Regions from separate parts of the Homo sapiens genome. Here regions 1 and 3 are each linked to region 2. Evidence: chromatin contacts called from ENCODE Hi-C or POLR2A ChIA-PET data. All regions are on one chromosome and are shown on one strand. The core of a region is the stretch at or near the end of the contact, and the rest is flanking DNA. Distances in the headings are between cores, read along the strand shown. Region 1 overlaps LOC105372029 (a long non-coding RNA gene). Region 2 has its middle 130 kb from the start of LINC01894. Region 3 has its middle 74 kb from the start of LINC01894.

Region 1 (3,645 bases), core at 1,088-3,587, 63 kb before region 2:
AGAGATGGAGCTTAAGATAGTTATCCTTTGAATGGATCGGTATACTCTGTGTTTCCTGGGTTGGCCATCTCTTCTCCCAACCCCCACTTTCATGCCAACTAGTCACCTGGACAGACATTTACTATCATGCATTTTCCAAGGTGCATATCCAACATTCTCTTCACTCCCAAATCCTGGGGACAGGAAGAAACTGTTGAACATTTTGAATCACCGAATCAAATGTGACAAAATCTCTGCTAAGGTTTGGCTAAGAATGTAGAATGTGAATTAGAAGATGGATTTGAAAGTACCTTGCAAATTACAATGTGCTGGACACACAGAAGGCATCATTGTTGGGAGTGTTGCTTCCTGGAATAGTAAAAGCAGCCCCGATTTAAGGAAGGCATCTAGAATCATCTGTTTTCTAGCTGACTACTCAGGTAAGTACTTACGGGGCTTCCTCTTTGACAAGAAAATCAGATGGTTTATCTGAATTAGTAAAGGGCTACCGGGAAGGTAGGTGGCTCGGCTCTCACATCAGGAGTGGGTTGAAGTTATTGGCTGCTGCTACATCTTTATACACAGCTCACAATCCCATTGCAGCATGTCACATCTGATATGGGATAATGCAATGTGACTAATGTAATCAGATGTGAAGTGCACTACAGCAACATGTCAAGTTGGAAAATTTGAAAAGAGAAATAGGCTTCTCTCTAAATCATGGTTGGGTTCTTTTTCTCAGCTGGAGGGCTCTGTTTTCAGACAGGAGAGTTTTCTGTGGTGACCTTCTGGCCAAGGGCACATGTCAGGAGGGCCAGCCTTTCCCGAAGGTGGTGACCCTGGGCACATGAACTGGAGCATCATGGATTGACCCCCACCTGCCTTTCAAACCAACATACGTCACCTCTTTCCACAACAAGGCATTCACTCCAGAGGTGTATGCTGCAAAGCTCTGATTGCTCAGAAAATGAAAGGTAGTCTATCAATTTCACAAAGATTTAGGAATTGTATGCCTGGAAACTAATCAGGTTTCAAAGGAGGAATTTTAAGGACCTGAAACGGTTGAGTAAAGGCAATGTCATTCAAGTATGTGTACAGTTTTCCAAAATAATAAGTAATATGGATACATAATTTTTGGTATATTTGTAAAATGATCTGTCAACTTTCTTTATAAGCTTCCTGTACATAGTGGGGTGGGTGATCTTTATGACCCTGTCTCATTGACAAGTATGAGTTACGGGAAAGGACTCTGTGGCTTGGTTTAGTGGAGACATCCAGTCTCTTCTTCCCCAGATGAGGCATAGTGCTTGTGCTCTCTCTCTCTCTCTCTCTCTCCTCATTCCCACCCCTCTCCCTCTTTGAAGCCACATTTACATTTCTAAGATGTATATAAGGGTTAAGGAGCAAAGAGAAGCTCAGAGACAATGGCTCAGTCAATTCTAACAAATACAATGTCTTCATCAGTGGTGTAAAATGGAACTCCTCTGTGTGAGGCAGGTGCAGGGAGGGTGCCAGGCCCCACCTACCACCCTACCAATCCCAGCTTGCAAACCACTGCCCTAGGGCATAGGATCAGAGACTGCAGAAGTTTCATGGTGAAAGTTCATTTCACTCTCTCATGGCACAGTTGGGAAATGAGCCCAGAGAAGGCTGAAAGTGTCCTAAGATCACCAGGCTTTGCTGGGAATAGAACTTGGCCATCCCATCCTCCCAGACCAGCACTGTTTTCACTGTGCTGTGGATACTTAAGCTCTCTCTCACCATCCCTTTTTGTGCAGATCTGCTTTTATAGTGGGCCCAGGAGGCAGCAGGACAAAGCCACTTCCTTCCATGGACTCATCCCTCTCTCCACTCCCTCCCTTATATTTGCATCCTGTCCATCAGAGGGCACAGTTGCCCTGATGAAGGCACAATCAAGATGGGAAACAAGAATTTTGTCAGCCACTTCCATGGACCCCCTATTTTGCTGCACAGTTCCTCTTTCATGCCTCTTACCCTGCTGTGCTCTCTCTGTCCGTCAGACTCTGCCTGCCTTCCCCAAGTCCTTTCCTCCATAGAGCTGTACCCTACTCCCACTGCAGTCCTTCCATATCTTAGCCCCTGCCTGCCTTTACCTTGGCCTCCCCTACCCCTCCATTAAATCCTACCTCTCCCGTGTACCATTTTATTGGAGCCTGCCCTTTGCTCAGTGATAGCTGGCTAATATGAGAAACTAATCTGTTTTAATGTTTTAATGTGTTACCACTCGCTAGCCTCTGCTAGCAACTTAATGAGATTTTGAGTTTTGCTTGTCTCATCACAGGTCCTCTATTCAATTATAAACTCGGTGAGGGGGAAGTGCCATTTGCTATTTCTTCCTTAACTCCCATAGCAGCCACAGAGTGCTGGACTCGGAGTACTCTACATTGACGTTGTTGAATGAATTAAAGGAAGGGGGAAGTAGGTGGCTAGACCTGAGTGGAGAGAAGGTAAACAAATACTATGACACAGTTGTTTTTCAGGTAATGCCAGTAAAATAGATTGGCAAGAGAAACTGGCAAGTCCTTCCTAAAAAGAAGTTTCAAAATAACCAGAGAGCATGCATGAACTCAACTCAATCTTCAATAAAGTTTGCTTTAACTAAACAGCAGCAACAAAACCAATAATACTATACATTAATTATTTGGCTAAAAACCGGTCCTGAGATCAAAGGTTTCTGGTGTGTGTTCCATCTTTAAGAGTCCAAAGCAAAAATGCAGACAAAATGTATGTGTCATTAACCCCCATGGGTACTGCAGAAATGCATTACCTGCAGGTTTGGTGAATGTAGTTTCTTGCAAGTTGAAATACAGGGAATGAAGAATCCAGCATGGCACTGCCCAGTAGAACTCTCTGTGCTGGAAATGTTTCTGTCCCTGCCCTGTTCAAGACAGTAGCCACAGGGCACTTGAAATGTAGCTAGCAGGACTGAAAATTTAAATTTTTTCACTTTCATTTAATTTTACTTTACAAAGTTAAAAAACAACTTCATATTTAAATAGCCTTACATCATTTAAATAACCTTCTTACTTGAAGTGTTCTCCAAAGATTGGGAATTCTGGGATAATAATAATTATGTGATTTTTAGACAATAATAATTATATTATTTTGAATAATTTTTTTATTACATGACAGAATAATATCTACTATTAAAGATGCGGAATCTCAAGATCCATCCATGAGCTACTGAATCTTCAGTTTAATAATGTTCCAGGTGATTCCTAAACACCTTAAAGTTTGAGATGTCCTTCTCCAGATCAATGGATCTCATCCCCATTCGAATCACCTGGAGAACTAGAATCACCTGGATGGTTTTAAAACAGTTCTGATGCCTGGTCTCCACCATGGGCCAACTGAATCAGAAATCAGCTTGGCCACCCACTAGTCTGAGGAAGGAATTCTCCTTAGAATTTGTTTAAGAAACTTAAAAAGGTTGGAGTATATATGCAATAAGGAAATGAAAAGGATTGAATGACACTTAAAAATGTAGACAATTTTACATCAAAGAGCCACAAGTATGCATGTTAGTCTCAAATAGTGTACTCAGAAAAGAGGAACACAGCTGTCATATTGAAAATATTCTCTTTACCCATCAAAATCAGAAACACTCTTAAGGCATGATAAGTGGTTAGTTTCTCTTAGCCTAGG
Region 2 (3,733 bases), core at 64-2,563:
GAAAGTTTTCAGAGTACATGAATAAGTGTACTGTTCTTCCTACCAGTCCTATCTTGCTTCTAGCACAGTGAAATTTGGCCTGCTATCTGCTTAGCACAAGGCTCAGCAAATCCTTGTTGAACAAAAGGAAATTATGTTGAATTCTCCAACATCCTTGCAATTGCCCAACAGTTAAATCTATCCCGGTTTCTCTTCTTTCTTTCTTTCTTTAGGGATCTCCTAACCAGTTTAGCATTGCTGACCTATGTTTCCCTGTTCTGACCACTTCCTCTCTCAGCTCATTGATAAAGATTTTTCCATAGGAGGCCAACCCGGGTATGCCTAACTATTATGACCGAGGAAAGGGTCTAGTCTCCTTTGTTTATCTGCTGTCTGAGCCTACCAGGGAGGTCATGACTTTAAAAATATTTTCCCTACTCTGAATGGTGGGTGGAATCAATCTAGGCTTTTGGCACAGAGGCCTAGAGGAGTCTTTGAAGCCGACTTTGCCTGCGGTAAGGAAGCCTGTCTCTTGCTTTCCTATTCCCAGTCTGTTGAGCGTCTTCTGATGGGGCCACTGTTGTGTGGGGAGGGGAAGAAGCCTCCCTGATTCGAGGAGAAACTGGAGTGTTCGCACCACCCTGATGAGGGATACAAATATATTTGCCCCTGGTGAGCTGTTTGTAATTAATGCGTGCTTTGTGGTTTTAATCTTTCTTTAATCTGTAAAGCTATAAAAATTTACAGCTCAATTTTAGAATCAAGAAAAAAGCTAAATTGCACAGCTCAGTCCTTAAAGTTAACCATTTCACAAGATCACAATTGCAAGGAGAGTGTCCGCAGAGGCTCTTCCTGTGCTGTTCCATTATCTTTTCTCAGTGGTCTTGTTTTGTCCCTTATCCAGAAGTCACTGGAAACAGGAGAACCATCTCTCTACCTGTTTCTGTCTCACAAACACACACAGTGCCCCAAAGAAAATAAACAATACAGTACATGGTCTATAAAGCAAAGGGAAGAAAAGAACATCTTAGGTAAATACCAGACTACTTATTTTATGATTTTTAAATGTCATTTTTGCTCCAATATTGACTTTTTTTACGGAGGATGAATTATAGATCCTGCAGCACTGGGAGAGACCAGGGTTTCCTTTCTTAGACACAGCTGGTCAAGTTAAGAATTGAAGTCGTGGTAATTAGTTACGAGTTTCTTAGTATGGAAGTCCAGACTGCTGAGAGAACCCTGCGAGGTGACCCCTCCGGGGAAGACAATACACCCGGGAAAGGACCGGAATGGGCAACGAAGAAGCACAAAACAACATCCCAATCTTGTTGCTACAAACAGATGTTGCCGCGGGCGCTCGCTTGCAAGAACGAAATACAATACAATCCCTCATTTGTCTGACCAGGTTTCTCTCTCCAAGAATTGGTTTCGAGGCAAATTATTTCAGGGTTGCACAGGCTGGTAAAAGGCAGTGGAATTGGAAGCTATCGTCCTTGGCGACCTCAAGTCTCAGAAATGATGCTGTGAAAGTGAAAGGGGTTGATCAGGGGTCAGGGGGAGACTTGGAGCCAGAAACCAGGTCACAAGGAAGGAGGGGGCGGCCAGACTTCCAAGAAGAGGTTTTGAGAAACTAGCTAGAGGGAGCGGGTGTGAATTAAGATTCCTGGAAGGAGGTCATGGGAGGCTAAGGGGGAAAGAAAGAGAAAACTAAGTTAGTATCAACCCTGCCCTTCCCGAGATTTTGATTGTTCTCTCAGTGCCTATACAGACAGAGAAATGCAGGCTTAAAGAAATGGAGATTGCATTAGGGAAATTCAATTTGCCAAGACAAAAAGAAGTTCATTCAGATGAAAAGGGGTTAGGATTTGGTGAGGGGAAAGCCCTTTTGTTTTGTTTAGAAGAGTTTGTTTTTTTGTTTTTGTTTTTGTTTTTTAATAAAGTGTATATTAACTTGCCCTATTTTCCAACTTGCTTGTGAAGCCAAGTGAGTCAACTGTATTCTTATATGTTTTGCCAAAAAACATTATTATTCTATTAGAAGTTAAAGGCAAACACTACTACAAACCTGTAATTACTTAAATCTTGAATTTATTGCTCTCCATCTATTTTCCTTAATCTAACTGCTTCTATAACAATAAGCCATTATTGTTGTTGTTGTTGTTTTAGAGATAGTGTCTCGCTCTGTCACCCAGGCTGGAGTGCAGTGGCACTAACATACCTCACTGTAACCTTGAACTCTGGGGCTCAAGGGATCCTCTGGCCTCAGCCTCCCACGTAGCTGGGACTACAGGCATGTGCCACCACACCTGGAGAAAAGTTTTTAATTTTTTTAAATTAATTTTTTAGCTTTTTGTAGGAAGGAGGTCTTGCTATGTTGCCCAGGCTGGTCTTGAATTACTGGCCTCAAGCGATCCTCCCACCTCGACCTCCCAGAACACTGGGATTAAAAGCATGAGCATAAGAAGCCATTTTGAGGGCAAGCAATACTACTGAGAATAGATATTTGTTGAAAACCAGTTGTATGCCTAGCACTGCATTTGTAACAATAATACTAACCAGTGCCTATATAGCACATCTATCTATCTATCTATCTATCTATCTATCTATCTATCTATCCATCTATCTACCTATCATCATATATCTATGCTAGGTGCCAGGCTTATTTTATGAGGTCTACATGTAATATTAACCCCATGACAACCCTATAATATAGGTACTATTTTTACCTGCTCTTTACAGATGAGAAAACCATGGCTCAGTGAAGTTAATGACTTGCCCCAAAATTATGTAGCTAGCGAGTGACAGAACCAGTGTTTCGGTCAGACTGCTGGGTTTCAGAGTCTGGGCTGCCAACCATGACACTCATTTCTTTTCATGGTAATTTCATGCCTTTCAAAGTAGGTAGTGTTATCATCATTCCCAGATAAAGAGATTGAGATTCAGAGATTAAATAATTTAACCAAGATTGCCTAGTAAGTGGGAAAGCCAGAATTCAAATCCAAGCCTATTGGAATCCCATCTTGGAGGGAGAGCAGTAGCTGAAATGCTTTAGACCTGTGCGTTTTAAACTTTAACGTACACACAGATTGCCTGGGGATCTTGTTAAATGCAGGTTATGATTCCATAGGTCTAGAGTGGGGCCTAATATTCTGCATTTCCAACAAGCTACCAGTTGATATTGATGTTGCTGTACCATAGGACAACACTTTGCAAAGTAAGGCTTTAAGAGCTAGGAGCCATAAAACAGAAGGTGTTTCTAAGCTGTTCCCCCATCCTTGCTCTGGTGAACATGGAGGTGGCAAATTTAGCTTGGGATTCTGCAGTTTAAAATAAACTCACTATTTTCTTTCCTTAATCATCATATACTGCCATTGAGATTCAGGGAGTTTCTTTCATAAGTGTAACCACTTATACTCTTTTTGATTTAAAAAAAAACCATGTCATTATTAGATTCATCCTAAATGTCACCACTTTCTTCATAAAATATCTCTTTAAATTTCTTTTACATACATGCATTCCCCTTCGATTTGCACTTATGTCCTTTTGTTCTGATCTACCTAATAAACTCAAACTGATCATCAACCAAAAATTTATGACATGTTGAATTTAATACTTCATTCAGATTGTTTCCTAATCACCTACTTTTAGAACTAAATCTGGAATCCAATTTTGTCCATTTCTCTTCAATCAGAAGATCCTTCATTTGGTTAGTTATCTTGAATTTCCTGTGGAATTTGTACCCTCCAACTTATGT
Region 3 (3,463 bases), core at 664-3,163, 52 kb after region 2:
TTATGTGTTAGGGACAGTGATAAAAAAGATGCAAGACTAATTATGCCTAGGGACAGTGGAGAATTCACTAAGAAGATGATGCTTGAGTCAGACCATGAAGTATGAGTAAGAGTTTGAGGAGCAAATAAAGGAGAGACAGAACATTGGAGACAGAGTTAGAGTAGAACTCAGGGTCCAGTCCTGGCTCGGCCAACATGGTTTGTATATACAAGAATAAGATACTTGGCTGTTTTGGGTCTCCATCTCCTCTTCACAGACAAAATGTTACAATAGCTACCTACAGATCTTCACTAAGGTCCCTTCTGGTTTGGAACATACGATGCTACATCAGAAAACCCTAGGCCGGTTTTCTTGTTTCCACAGATAAGCATCAAACTCCTTGGCCCTACTCTTCTCTGCAGTGGGAAGGGCATTTACCCTTTCAAACTTCCAGAAGCCCATTTAGTAAATTAATGCTGGAGCTACTGTGGGATTGAATCACAGCTTGCTGTTGTCATCAGCTTAGCACTCCTAGAGACAGGCTCACACCCAGGCTATCCGGCAGCCAGCTCAGGCGAGAGGGGCTAATTGTCTTTCCCATTTCCTCCTCTGATTATAGGGATCCTCTTAATGATGAAGGTGGGAAATGCAGCCATTCAAAAGGAAGGAGCATTTAATGTTGTAAAGTAACATTTCTACATCTAATGGCAAAAGCTAAAGATTTTCACTGTAGAAATGGATGAAAAGTAACAGCGAAGAAAAGATCACTTGTCACTTCTTTACTATGAGATGATCATGTCAATATCCTATTTTTCAGGCATGTATTTTAGAAAAACATACAGAGAACAATAGTGTGTGATACAAGCTGTTTGTAACCTCTCTTTTTTCACTTGAGAGTATGATGAAAAAATCCCATCATTAGTGCTCCTCTGAGGCAGTATTTGGAATGCCTTCATAACGTTCTATACCTTATATGGTTTGCTCATGATTTGTTTAACCAGTCTTCTATCACTGGGCACGAAGATTGGTTTTGAACTTTTCACAGTCATAAACAACACTGTGATGAACATCTTGCAGCTAAATCTTTGGGTCCATAAATGATTACCCCTAAGCCTAGGAAGGGTGTTAGGCAGGAAGGCTGGATTTAGAAAAAGCCTTGTGTGAGGCTGCAGGAACAGCAGCTTGGTTTAGAAAGCATTGTTTTTCTGGTTGCATGTGCTTAGGATGATTGGCCAACCCAAGACCCATGGCACACCCCACTGAGCTGCGTCAGTCCTGCCACCTGGCACCTCCCATGAGCTCTGAAACCCTGCCAGGGGGCTGGTGCCTCCCAGTTGAGAGTGCAGCCTCGCAGGGTGGGAAGGCACCATGGGGAAAAGCAGGAGAGGGCCCTCAGCAATTTTTTATGACACCAGGCTTCTGTTCAGTGCTTTGGATAATTAAAAACAGACCCCCACCCAGGCCACATCTTTAGTCTAAAACGTACTGCGTGTGGATTTTGGAATTGGCTCCTGAGGGACAGGGCGGAAGCACATTCCTCCGGGACATCTAAACCAGGCTGGAAAGAGTGCTCCTAGAGTATTGTGTGGAGATGAATCCTCCTCAGGCAGTGCTGGGAGAGATGACCTCATAGGTCCTTCCCATCTGTAATTCCTGTGATGATCCGAACAGATTTTACAGTGTGACCAGATTCAGAACACAGGCATTTAAAAAACAAACCAGCCCCTGTGGAGTTACAGACAGATCTTCCTTCTCTATATTTTCAGCCCGAAAATCACCTCTGCTCTCCCTGATATCTGGGGCTGGCAGCATTCCTTCCTTGGCTTTGTTGGTGGGAGAAGCACTGTCTTCCTGCAGAGATGGCAAAAACACTTTCTAGAGTCCACCCTCCCCGGGCCATGGGGTTTACAATCACTTCCTACTGTAGTCCTTCCTGAACAAGGGAGGAGGAAATGAATCCACAGCCCACCATGGCCACCATTGATAAACTGGCCCCTGATATAACTAGGGCAGTCAGGGTGGGGCTGCAGACTTCCTGCTTCTCCCTCTTGGAGGCTTGATAACATGTCCTTGGCTTTTTTTTTTTTCTCTTGGAGTGAAAACCACAGCAGGGACACACATGTGGTTGTGAGATGGTAGTGATGATGCTGCAATAATAATATTGGTATAGGCCTGGGCTGCGTTTGTCCAAACTTCATTCATTTGACAAATATTTCTCACTAGAATAGTATCAATTCATCTATGTATCACTAAAGTCTTCGAAGGTAAGAATCTTTAATTTGCTTACTGCTGTATCCCCAGGCTTGTAATTTGCTCTCAGTAAATATTTGTTGAATGGATGAGTGAGTGAATGAGTGAACCATGTCCTATGGCACACTGTTTTGGGTTTCACTCTAGGTTCTGAGCCTTCATTTCCTCTTCTGAGAAATGGGAATAACAATGCCACCTCCTCGGGAGGTGGTGGTGATGAAATCCCTTGGTCACGTGCCTAGCACAGCACCAGGACTCAGGAGGCCTTGACTGAGTCCTTATCGTCCTTCTCCTGATGCGCATTCTGGACTGTGCAGCTCCCGGAGGGTTGAGCCAGGCTGGGAAGACACAAGAAGGGACGGCTGGCTGTTGATGTGTTCCGCCGTCCCTCCCTTGTACCTGGTGGAGGAAGCTGGCTGTGCCTATACTAAGTCATCAATCTTTTTTCAGGCCACACACCTGGAACTGTGTGCACTGAGAGGCATCCGCTCCAGCAGCAGCTGGTTCATCTTATAGCTACAGCCCAGACACACAGAGAATTTAGAAACAGGAGGAGGAGGAGGAGGAGGTTTTTCTTCCTCTCCACAAAGTCTGAAGCCCCCACTTTTATTATGTGCACTAGCATATTGGCTTGGCAACTGATGTGTTTCTTTTATAGCATTGCTCTGCATAAAACTGCATGATTCCAACTTATGGTACACCAGAGTTTGATTATATTTAAAAGTCAAACATGCAAGATGTCCATTGTCCACATCAGGGAGGAAGGATAAGCAGCACCATGAATCACTATTCTTTGTACACTTTTATTCCCCAAACTAATTGCTCATTTGCTTAAATAAGAGGCTCCACTATGAGTGTCTGTCATTAGCAAATGAAAGCTGATTATATTTCATAAGAACGTCGGAACTTCTTAAACCTTATATTTCATACCAGAAACCTAAGCTGAAATATTTCCATGTAGTGACACTTCTGATGGAGGAAAAATAATTTAAACAAATAATTAGTCTTGAGAATAAAAGTGTACACAAAAGTACAATTAATGAATTCACTAATTGTTCTTCCCTGCTGTGGACATAGCTCAAAGTTGAATTTTAAGCTCTTGCATAAATATAAACTACTGTACAAGCCACAAAACGGGATGACTCACCATCAGTCATTAATGTTGCCTTAAAGACAAACTCGAGCTCTCGGAGAAAATGCATTCACCTAGGCAGACATAATTTTGAAAATAAAG

The links. Hi-C counts contacts between places; a loop is a spot of excess contacts on that map. ChIA-PET counts read pairs that join two places held with the same protein, here RNA polymerase II (POLR2A). Pooled maps may share reads with other maps.
Region 1: a loop to region 2 is called in a map of OCI-LY7, with 4 times the contacts of the local background. The contact joins two enhancer-like sites. A Hi-C loop is called at or near these places in 4 of 168 maps with a recorded cell type or tissue (IMR-90, OCI-LY7, endothelial cell of umbilical vein and 1 more) and 1 of 50 pooled maps. POLR2A ChIA-PET finds 5 or more read pairs at or near these places in 1 of 52 experiments (BJ).
Region 3: a map of endothelial cell of umbilical vein shows a loop between it and region 2 (2.9-fold over the local background). The contact joins two enhancer-like sites. A Hi-C loop is called at or near these places in 1 of 168 maps with a recorded cell type or tissue (endothelial cell of umbilical vein) and 2 of 50 pooled maps. POLR2A ChIA-PET finds 5 or more read pairs at or near these places in 1 of 52 experiments (OCI-LY7).

The regions. Positions count from the first base shown.
Region 1 is chr18:24,797,519-24,801,163 of GRCh38, forward strand. LOC105372029 (a long non-coding RNA gene) reads left to right here. Exons shown (of 3, transcript XR_935298.2): 2 at 141-419; 3 at 2,481-2,828. Among named protein-coding and RNA genes, the nearest start is that of LINC01915, 170 kb to the left of the region's middle. Within about 2 kb of position 2,338, at least 2 of the 41 ENCODE cell types and tissues checked have a DNase peak (open chromatin) inside an H3K27ac peak, as active enhancers do.
Region 2 is chr18:24,861,083-24,864,815 of GRCh38, forward strand. No RefSeq gene overlaps it. Among named protein-coding and RNA genes, the nearest start is that of LINC01894, 130 kb to the right of the region's middle. RefSeq lists an enhancer at 1,453-1,954. Within about 2 kb of position 1,314, at least 2 of the 41 ENCODE cell types and tissues checked have a DNase peak (open chromatin) inside an H3K27ac peak, as active enhancers do; they include endothelial cell of umbilical vein, where a contact is called at or near this core.
Region 3 is chr18:24,912,376-24,915,838 of GRCh38, forward strand. No RefSeq gene overlaps it. Among named protein-coding and RNA genes, the nearest start is that of LINC01894, 74 kb to the right of the region's middle. Within about 2 kb of position 1,914, at least 5 of the 41 ENCODE cell types and tissues checked have a DNase peak (open chromatin) inside an H3K27ac peak, as active enhancers do; they include endothelial cell of umbilical vein, where a contact is called at or near this core.